Linked DNA regions of Homo sapiens: region 1 is linked to region 2. The links are chromatin loops, found by intact Hi-C in ENCODE. Cell type or tissue: GM12878. All regions are shown on one strand. Links, peaks and the distances in the headings refer to the core of each region. The heading gives the core; the rest is flanking DNA. Region 1 has its middle 110 kb from the start of PTGER4. Region 2 has its middle 37 kb from the start of LINC00604.

Region 1 (5,384 bases), core at 233-5,232, 290 kb before region 2:
AAAAAAGTAAAAATGACTTCCATTGATAAAAATCCCAATTTCTAGATATTTAGATCATTTCTTTTTGTAAAAAAAGTTTGCTATGAAAAACAATACCGTGACAAGAATTCCTTTTCCTTATTTCTTATTGGGCACATCCCAAATTTTCTCTTAAGATAAAACCCTAGGATTTAAATTTCTAGAGTGAAGGGTGCATGTATAATTAAGGTTTTAAAATATGTAATCAACATATTTTACAAGCTGTTGCATTTTTCTATGAATTTCCTACCATTTGTTTGGAATTTACAGAAATAAAGGATACACTGTTGTTCCAGAGACTCGTGAAGTTAGATGGAACTCTCAGGGGCCAAATGGATAATTTCTACTGTGTTAGGTTTTCTGAACGTTGTCTCCTTGCCAGTTCCATAACCTCTTCTAACGTCAATACTCAGCCTCCGGTCTGCTGCTGTTTCTGCTTTGTTAATACCGGAGGCCACAGCTAAATGAACCATTGGGACGATCACATTCTCTCTTTTAAGAATTTAAACTAAGAAGCTTTAAGTCTAAGACACTTAGAGTATGATGCTAGACACACTTCCAGATATGGGAACTCTAATATCTTATAGAGTTGAGGCCAAGAAGGGTCATGTGGCAAACTATGATAAGTGGAAGTAGAAAACCCTTCTATGGGGGAAGCCATAAAGAAAGAAGCAGACACTGAAAATCAGGGACTATGTAGCCCTAGGGAAAATGTAAATGGTACAGTCCCTGTGAGTCCCATCGCTAGATTCTGTAGTGTGTCCTATGGGACCTTCTTGTGCCTTCTGAAGATCTGTGTTGATCTCCATCCAAGACTCTTGACTCCAGGTTAAATTACAAAGCTTTTACTTCAGGAATATCAGTCATTTGTATGGTAGATCTTAGGAAACACAGGGGTCCATAGGCCTTCAAAAACAGAGAACCATATTTTCTGAAATATAAATTAGGTCATATCTGACAAAAGATTACTTCCCATTTTGGTGCATTTACATGAAACATTACCACACTAGAATCATTGCCCTCAGGCCTGCTCTTAACTGCTTGGACATATGGGCTTTCATTCCCCTCGAGTTTGCTTTGATTTATCTAGTATAATGGTTCTCCAACTTTAGAGCGCATTAGAATTACCTGGGGGCTTGTTACAACAGAGTGCTGGGCCCCATCCTAAGAGTTTCTGATTCAGTAGTTCTGGGATATGGTCAGACCATTTCTGTTTCCAACAAGTTCTCAGGTGATGCTGACACATCTAGCCTTGGGACCACACTTTGAGAACCACCGAACTATTGAGTATGTGAGAATGTCTCTTAGAGAAGAAAATGATGTAATTTCTAATATTTTTACTATTCACTCTTGGGAAGACCTTCTTAGCATTAACTTTTTCCTGTATCCTCTTCTCCCTTCTGCTTCTCTGCATCCCCCAGCCTCCACCCTTTGTAAATCTTTTCTCTCAGCTGCCACGTTCCACCATGGCACTTCCCACACAGCTTGGCAATTGTTGCCTGCCCAATTAACTGTTAGCATCCTGAAGGCAGGGACTTGTATGTTTTATCTGTGTATCCTCACTGACTAGCACCATACCTGGACATGGCAGGAATAAGATACAAATGTGCTGAGTGAAAGAAGGAATGAATGAAAATTCCTTTCTTTTCTTACTGATTCTTAAGGTCCCTGAAAAAGTCCATCTCTGGTGGACTTGATTCTTTCCGTTCTCCCTCGTAAAACTGGGATGCTGTTGCATATCTTTCTTGACCTATGTTCTTAGGATATAGGTAGCTCATCAGATGGATTACAGTAGGGCAAGGGAGAGGAGGTGTGTGCATGCACATGCAGATGTGCGTGCCTTGTTTTCCTTTCCTTATATTATCTCCTTGGTGTTCATCATGTGTAACAACAGCTGTGCAAGTAGGTGGAGATGTCAGGAATCTCTGGCACATCACATATCTCCTGAAGAATGTCCAGTTCATACAGAGTTTTATTTTACTCTGTGGCTTACAGCTCTTGGCTCCGCTTGAGTAGCAATGCATAACCCACAAAAGTAGATTGTCATTCATTTATGTAATTTCTCATGACTTAAAGGCCTCTTGATATAGCACAAATAAGCATTAGACTAGGAATTAGCAATCTAGGATTCTAGTCTTAGCTTAAGCTCTAATTAGCTGTGTGCCCTTAGCCAAGTCTCTTAATTTGATTGTATGAAGAAGGCTTTAATTCAAATGACTTATGTACTGTGCTCAAATCTTAACACTCTCAGCATCTGTGAAGCTAAGAGGAATATGTTCTCAAGAGTGTGACATGGTTTAGGTGTATGTTTGTTTTCATGCTAAGGTCTGACTCATGTCCTTCTAGGAGGTAGTGAGGTCATTTGCTGAAGACATTCAAAGGACTGCAAATAATGATGTGTAGCAGCAGCCTGTCCTGTGCCTTTGGATACTTTAGAAATAAATGAAAAAAGAAGATTTAAAGAGAAGGGGCCAGTCAGAAGAGATCTTTTGCATCTGTTCCCATGAAGAAGGAAGGGAGCCCTTGTCCCTGTCTGAGTCCTTAAAAGAGACCTTTTTTTTTTTTTGAGTCAGAGGAACCAGACACATCAAAACATTCTCTTCTTTGAATATTTATTTGTGTGTTGTTCTATATCTTGTCCTATGGAACTTCCTGAGGAAAGTGATTGTATGGTTGACTCCTGAAGAAGACAACGTGATCTTAGAAACATGCTCTCTAGAATCCAAAGAGAGTCCAGATTTAAAGTATCTGCATGGTCACTTGCTAACATCTTCCAAGTGTCCAGCTGTTATTATTACATTATGTTTGTGTTTGAATCTTGGGAAATATAGTTTACAACAATGTCACAATGGCAGAAGAGTTGATAAAAATGTTTTTTTCTACATATTTGACTTGTTAAAGAAAAACAATTTAGGGGAAGTGATGGGGAGGGTGGAGAAACATATTTTCATGGTGATGAAGCCGCAGCAAATTTCCAGAGGAAGACAAGCTGTCATGTTCTTGACCTTTTGAAATTCTCCATGAAGTTTAATTCTCCATCAGTTTCTAATTCATAAATATTAGTTCTGATAAAAAAATTGGAGTGGTATATCCTAAGTGCTTCATGTGAGCTGTTTTGAAGTCGATTCTTAAGCAAACTACTTGGTGCAGAGTGTAGTCTGAGATACTAACTAACTTTCATTTCCAGTTTTCTGATAGTCTTTACTTATAAATACCCAACAGAAACAAAAACCAAAATCCTCAACTCAGCTGGATTGAATGTTTGGCTGATTTATGCCTTGTTTGAATAATATTTCAATCTGGCACTCACTGGGATACTCAGGGAACCTTAACATTTTTTTTTTTTTTGAGACAGGGTCTCACTCTGTCTCTGTCACCCAGGCTGGAACTCTTGGACTCCTGCTATAGCCTCCCAAGTAGCTTGGAAGCTGGGATTAACAAGCATGTGCTACCACACCTGGCTAATATTATATATATATACATTTTTTTTTAATGGAGACAGAGTCTCTCTATGTTTCCCAAGCTTGTCTTGAACTCCTGGGCTCAAGTCATCCTCCTGCCTCAGCACCTCAAAACATTGGAATTACAAGCGTGAGACACCATGCTCAGTCCTTAACATCTTTCAAGGGATGTGATTCTTTGTGGCAGTAGAAAGGTGCTTTTGAATTCCTGGATCCTCTTTTAAACACTATCAAATTAGAATATACTTTCAGAAAAGTAAAAATATCATCACTTAAAATCAATAAACTTTTAGCTACTGAACACATCTGTGTCACCAGCACTTAGATCAAGAAGAAGAACATTACCGGCACCACATAAGCCCCCTCACAATCTATTCTGGCTCCTCATTCCTCTCTCCACTGAGGGTAATCATGACATTGACTTCTAACAGCATAGGGTGCTTTGGTACTTTGGCTCATGTTTTGGTCATATAACTTACATCATACATTATGTACTCTTTTGTTTCTAGCTTCTTTCACTCAACATTATGTTAATGAGAGCCATCATACTGCATGTGGTTGCTGTTAACATTCATTCTCATTTGTGTATAATGTGTAAATATACATTATTTATCAATTTTACTCTTGATGGAATTTGGGTATTTCTGGCTATTAGAAATGGTGCTTCTATGAGCATGCTAGGACATGTCTAGGTGAATAGATGTATTTATCTGAGTCAAGTGTGCAGATAAAAGTGGAATTGTTGGGTCATAAAATATGTATAAGCTCGGTATCAGAAGATACTGCCAGCTTCCTCAAGTGGTTGTACTCATTTTACTGTCTCATCCATGAGTTCTTTTGATTGGTACACAAAAAGTGCAAAGGAGAAAGAATGCTGAATAAAGGGCTCTGACATTGAAGCCAGATTGCTACAAAGGGTTGAATCCTGATGAATGCATCTTTTATCCTCAACACTGATCTTTTCCGAGCTCTTTTTAAATGAAACCCTAAATTGCTATGTCTCTCTTGTTCAACTAAAGGTGACTTAGATTTGCCATTCTGAAATTCCCTTATAAGATCTGAGATGGTTTAAAGTAATTTTTTAAACTGTCTATATTAAAAAAGAATTTCAAAAATTTCTGTCTAAATGAGAATATTCTTCTCTGACTAGTGTCAAGAAAATGTTAAGTGAGTGAAACTCATTTTTTCTTAATGGTCTTTATTTAATTTGTTACCAGCTTTAACTAAAGCAAGAAAGACAAAGATGGGAAAATGTTGGAATAGTCCTTATTTTTAAAAAAGTATTTTTCAATGGGTAACAATTATAAAAACATATTGATGTACCTGCCTGAGAATATCCTGAGAAAATATAATGAATTTGAATACTTTCTCACTACAAGTAAATTGATTACAAGAAAAGACACCCATTCGATTTTCTTTGGACAGCTTTCTTTGAAAGACCTAAGCATTCCAAATTACCCAAATAAATATTTCTAAATCCTTAGGATATAAATATGATTGTTGTTAATGAGCAATTTACTGTTTGTTATAGCCTACATATTAATTTTAGGTAAAATATCATAGTGTAGTCTTATGTGCTATATATGCTTCAGTCCCTTAGGTAGCTACAATTGCAGTATTTGATATTTCTTATTTGTCTTGAGGGATAATTTTATTATATCTAGGAGTCCTAGGGTATATATTCACAGCTTTATTTTTTCACCTGTTACTGTGGGCATGCCTGTAATTTATTTTGTACAAGTTTCTTACTTAAGAATACAATATGTAATTAAACATGTCTTCCTTGGAAAAATAAATCACATAGATTGCAGAAATGTATTATGAGTGAAAATGGTCTCTCTCTGAGTATGTGTTGTGTAATAGAACTCTGCAAACACACACATTCACACAAAAGTCAAGCCTTAC
Region 2 (5,384 bases), core at 309-5,308:
ACATGTATTTTTCGTTTTTTGTCTTCTGATATGTATTATCCACTATATACTTCAAATTATTTTTTAACCAAACGAAACACTGACTGCAGAGTCCTGCCAATTATTTCATTTTCTCATAATGCTTCAGAGCACATACAGAATATTTAAATAAAATTAAAAGTAGCAATTTATTTATTTATTTGAGACAGAGTCTTGCTGTGTTGCCCAGGCTGGAGTACAGTGGCACCATCTTGGCTCGCTGCAACCTCTGCCTCCTGGGTTCAAGTGATTTTAGTGCCTTGGCCTCCCAAAATGCTGAGATTACAGGTGTGAGCCATTATACCCTGCCAGAAGTAGCAATTTAGTTGCAATAGGAGACATTGAAAAAATTTCAGATGGTTGTTAGGACTTTGTGTAGCTTTCATAAAACAAAAATTCTTCAAACTGTGTTAAAGGCAGCTTCAAATTAAACACTAGATTATTTAACCAATTTTTGTATTGAAACTACTAGCATCTTTTATGGACCTGCAGTAACCTTTTGACATATTATGCTAACTTTTGTTTTTTTTGGCTTGATTTCAACAGTACATAATTACATTAATGTGGGTAATAAATTATGTGAGAAATATAAAAGAGATTGGAATACATTTTTAACCTAAGTCATCTTTCAAATTTAGTTTTCTTCATTAAATACAACTTTTGCTCTCCTGTTCTTATGTAAAGGAGGAAAAAGTTGGGTTGTGTAAGGCAACTAGAGTGGAGAATTTAGTGTGGTTGGATGTTCATCGGGTTTTCTTAATAACTTCTTCTTTCCCAATTTACGAGTGTCCATTAGTTCAGGAATTGAGCAAACTCTCAGGGGAAGAAAGTCGGGGAAATTATTAAAAGTGATGATCCCTTCTCCTTCCCTTGGCATGACAGTCATTTCCTTTCCACACAGTGTGTTCAAATGACCAACTATGGAAAGTATGTTTAAATAGCCGACTGCTCCCTGTTGAGTCCTGTAAAAAGGGAGAAAGTGTTATCTAAATGGAGCGTTTCTTTATTTAACTGTCAATTATGGATGGGAAGTGGATAAGAGAGAGAGGCAGGGATAACAACTGTGGAGAAAGTGCTCTGCTAGGTTCTTCTAACCCAAACCAGCAGTGCTGCAGGTGTCCAGCATGCCTCCTTCCTCCCTCAGCCTGGATAGGCATAGCTCCTTCCCTGTTAACATCATTAGGCCTCTCCATTGCTCACTGGAATAGCAGAATCTAGGTACGTTTGCACCATCTCTTTGGTTTTCTCTTTTACCTGCCTATGCTTCACCCCTGTTTACTTCCAGAGTTCTCTTTTCCAGTCACTCATTCTAACTCTAAATTCTTGCCAATTTCCCCTCCTCACTGACTTGGGTTTTCCCTTTTTGCAGCATTCATCACTTTCTGGGGAAGTCTTGTAAAAGACTTTGGGGGAACATTTGAGGTTCAGGTAGCAAGAAGCCCAGCAAGGGGAGAGTGTGTCTGTCAACAGAGAGATGACAGATGAAAACCATCTCACTAGCTGTGGGGCATTAACACAGACCAAATAAAACAATGTGCTGTCTGGCTGAGCCTGGTCCATGAGCAGAGCCTGAGCTAAGCCAATTTAAATGACTTGATCTATATTCCTGAATACTTACCAAAGGTGGCAGATTGAAGGTGAGAATCAACAGCTATAGATTTGGCATAATGTAGGATGAATTTGCAAGATTACCTGTTCATTGAAAGTCATTGACTAGGAGACCCAGATTGCATTCTGGCTGGTTCCAGATAAATTTTCCCATTGTGGGCTTTAATTTCCTAACCATAAAACAAAGGCTATAGGGAGAGGTAAAAGCGCTGGTTTCTAAAGTTCTTTTTTTAAAATTTAATTTAATTTTAAATTTTCAAAAATTTTAGGCAAATTTCACTTGGATGGTTTCTAAAGTTCTGAGCTCTAAAATTTCATGATTTTAGGACAATTTTGTCAAAATTTTCTGTTTTGTTAGCTTGCCTCTGTATTTAAAATTCCACATTCAGAGGTGATTTTGTAAAACTTATGTTGGGGAGGGACAATAAATTATGGCAGTATTAGCAGAGGAATAATTTTTATCAGGAAGCTAGCTACAGAATGCAGCAACGTGTAGGTGAAGCTTGGAAAAAAATTGAGCTCATAAAGTACATTGGCAGGGGATGATTTCTCTATAATAACCTGAGCCTCAAGGTGCTGGGTGTTGAGAAATGAGTAGAAGGCTGAGAGATGGAAGTCCCCAAGGCCAAACCTATATTTATGTTTTTTCAAAAAGTAGTGTGATGCTGCAAGGAAATGGAACTTCCAGACAAAGTTGCTGTGGCTTAGATGACTCACTACAAAGGTACAACGATCAGTTTCCCCAGGATTTATGCTACTTCTCGGAAGAGAGAGAATTTGTAGAAAAAAAGCTGATGAAAATTTAGAGATCTGTTCTATAAACCTAAGAGAGGAAGGAAGCAAAAGATGCTTATGATTTCATACTACCTTCTGTAGGTTTCACAGATTTGAAATTTGAATCTACATCAAAGAAGCTGAAAAGAAAAAATTAGTCAAGGCAGATGAGCATATCATACCACACCTCTGCCAGCAACACCAGAAAATGAGGAACATTCAAAGTGATACTTGGGCCCAGGAAGAAATCACTTCAGTGGGGGTCAAAGAGGAGAGGCTGTACAGGCAAGGGGCCTGGGCCTGGTATCAGATAGATTGGAAATGAAACCTCGCTCTCCCCTCTTAACTGTGCATTTAGGCAAGGGGCTTCACTTCTGTAAGTTTCAGTTTTGTTCTCTGTAAGATAGGGGTTGCTATGTACTCCTTAAAGTTGGGAAGTGAAATGAAATAACTTGAGAAGAACGAGATATCACTTGTTTTCAAAGAGTTGTTACTCATATCATTAGCAGGAAGACCCTGTCCTTAGGTGGACACGTTACATTTAAAAAATGAAAAAGTTCTTCCCAATAATACTGGTTAGTGTGAGACTAACACCTCAAGATTGGCTTTGCTAGCTTCAGTTCCCTCTCACTGCCCTCTTGACAGAGGAAGAAGTGAGCCATGAGCAGGATTTGCCAGTGTCTAACGTTCAGGCATGGAGAATTCCACGTAAGGGCCCAGGATCTCTAAGTTTCCAGAAAGTTCTGGGAGATATTTCACAATCTCAACATGATCCCTTGGGCACAGGATTCTCTCTCCCTTTACATGCGTTAGTGAAGTCCAAATTGTGGTCTAATATCACATACATAGGAAATCCCATCATGTGAGTTTTTAAAATGTGAAGGGGCAGAATTCTGAAGAATTATATCTTAGACTATGCACACTTCAGTATGAGTGAGTCGCATGTGACAATGTGCTGACAGTGATGACCTTCCATTTGTGTGCTAAAGTGACTTCCTGTGCATTAGCAAGGTTGGAATTAGATTATTTGAGTTGCACTTTCTAAAGTTCTTTATGTCTTACACATGAATTGATTGTGCTTTCCTATACTTCTGAAGCCATTTACCCTACCCAAAAAATAATTTAAGCCAAGTGTTACTGTCTCTTATTGCAAACAGAACATACGATTTGCACAATGAGATTTTATTGCTTGGCGTGCATGACTTTAGCGTGCTTTAGTGTGAAGTAAGTTTCCCAAGCCTAGAGGATTTGGCATGTATAAGAGATTGAAGTTTTCATTTTAGGTACCCCCTCCCCCAGGTGTCTCCAAAGATGAGGGAGATGATTGATACACTAACAGATGTTTTGTTAACGTCACATTTCCAGAACTCTTCTTACTCAGGCTAATAGCATTGCATCTGGTTAGCTGTACTTACCCTTTTCAGCTTGTAATTTTCCTTTCGCTAAATTATTATTGACATCAACAAGAGGCAGACTTCCTCAGTGTTGTGTAGAACACTGAAGCATGCCTAAAACAACACAGGGCATAGAGATATCTTTTCTATTTATTTAAATTTCAATCTCTTTTGACACGAGGTCTCACCTTCAATCCAAAACACTTCAGCCTTCCTGGCTAAGAGGGCTAAATGTGCCCAAGGCAAAGAAGCTGCTGTTTTCTTCTCTTCCGTGTTTCTCACTTCCTTCCCCTCTTTGATTCTATAGTGGGCTTAATGGTAGCCACAGAAAGCTGTGTCTGTGTTTTATGTCTTAATTCCTGGAACCTGTGAATGTGACCTTATTTGGCAAAATGGTCTTTGCAGATGTCATTAAATTAAGGATCCTGGGAGAGGGAGCTTATCCTGGGCTATTCAATCACATGTATCTTTTAGGGTACAGGTGCATAGGAGACATACATGGAAGAGGAGGAGGCAATGGGACTGCAGAGGCAGAGAGGACAGTGATGAGGCCAGAAATCAAGGATTGTCAAGATCAATCAGAAACTTGAAGAAGCAAGGAGAGGATTCTGCCCTAGAGCTTTTGGAAGAAGCATAGCTTTGCTGACAGCTTGATGGTGGGCTTCTGCCTCCAGAACTGAGAGAGAATGCATTTCTGTTGTTTTAGGCTTCCCAGTTTGTGTAATGGGTTGCAAAGGATAGTAGTATAGCTCCTTTTCACTTTCTTTTCTGCCTCATTTCAGTTTTTCTATCCTTTTCTGCATTTGTCCATTTATCTGTCTCTCTCTCTCTCCCTCTGTCTTGTTGTATCATTGCCAAGACAAAGTACGTAACAATAATTAATGCATGTGGGTATGATTGGACTTTTTTGCAAAGTTGATTTTGACTGTTAAGCCAACTGACCATGTTTTCAATATTAATGAAAATACAAATTACTTGGCAGTTTTGTTAAAAATGCAGAATCCCAATGTCCACCCTAACACATTTCTGATTTTACTGGTCTGATATGTGACCTGTGAACCAGTATTTTTTAACAAGAATCTGGGGGATTCTTTTATAGATGGCCAACAATCCATACTTAGGAAAGATTAAAGTAAGGCATGGTTCCCTTTGTCTGCTCTCAAGAACTGATGTATATTTGTGGTATAGGGTTGTCAGTCTAAAATCCCATTACAATCCAGGAAGTAGTGCCTATAGAATACCAAATCCCAGGCCTCTGTAAAAATATAAGTAACCTGAAAAAGATTTGGTTAGACTCACATTTAACAATTCACAGTGGCTAATTCAAGGAAATGAGGGTGGTTCCTTAACCTTTGAGTAGAAAGCTTGGTTGGGGAGGGGTAGCATAACATTTCCCAGCATGTTCCTTACTGCCACTGCCTGGGAGTGGATTCTAGATAGGCCTGGCAGGCCCACGTTCCCACACACTGGGCCAATTTTTGTTCCTGGCTCAGGGCTGTGCTTACTTAGAGGGGTAATGGCTTTGTCTGTTTTGCTCCTCAGTGGGATACATCTCCCATCTATTTTGTTTAGGAACTCTAAACACAGTCC

What was found. Hi-C counts contacts between places; a loop is a spot of excess contacts. Peaks named below come from ENCODE experiments on the same cell type or tissue, not always from the same donor. Only the 100,000 strongest peaks of a DNase experiment are listed, where the experiment ranks them.
Region 1: a loop joins it to region 2, with 2.3 times the contacts of the local background. A loop is called at or near these places in 1 of 110 quality-filtered maps.

What each region holds. Positions count from the first base shown.
Region 1 is chr5:40,567,571-40,572,954 of GRCh38, reverse strand. No RefSeq gene overlaps it. Among named protein-coding and RNA genes, the nearest start is that of PTGER4, 110 kb to the left of the region's middle. RefSeq lists an enhancer at 1,775-2,004. In GM12878, for the core only: no CTCF peak of the experiment used is centred there; a DNase peak (open chromatin) is centred at 2,184.
Region 2 is chr5:40,274,603-40,279,986 of GRCh38, reverse strand. No RefSeq gene overlaps it. Among named protein-coding and RNA genes, the nearest start is that of LINC00604, 37 kb to the right of the region's middle. In GM12878, for the core only: no CTCF peak of the experiment used is centred there; DNase peaks (open chromatin) are centred at 2,216 and 2,676; H3K27me3 peaks cover 196 bases.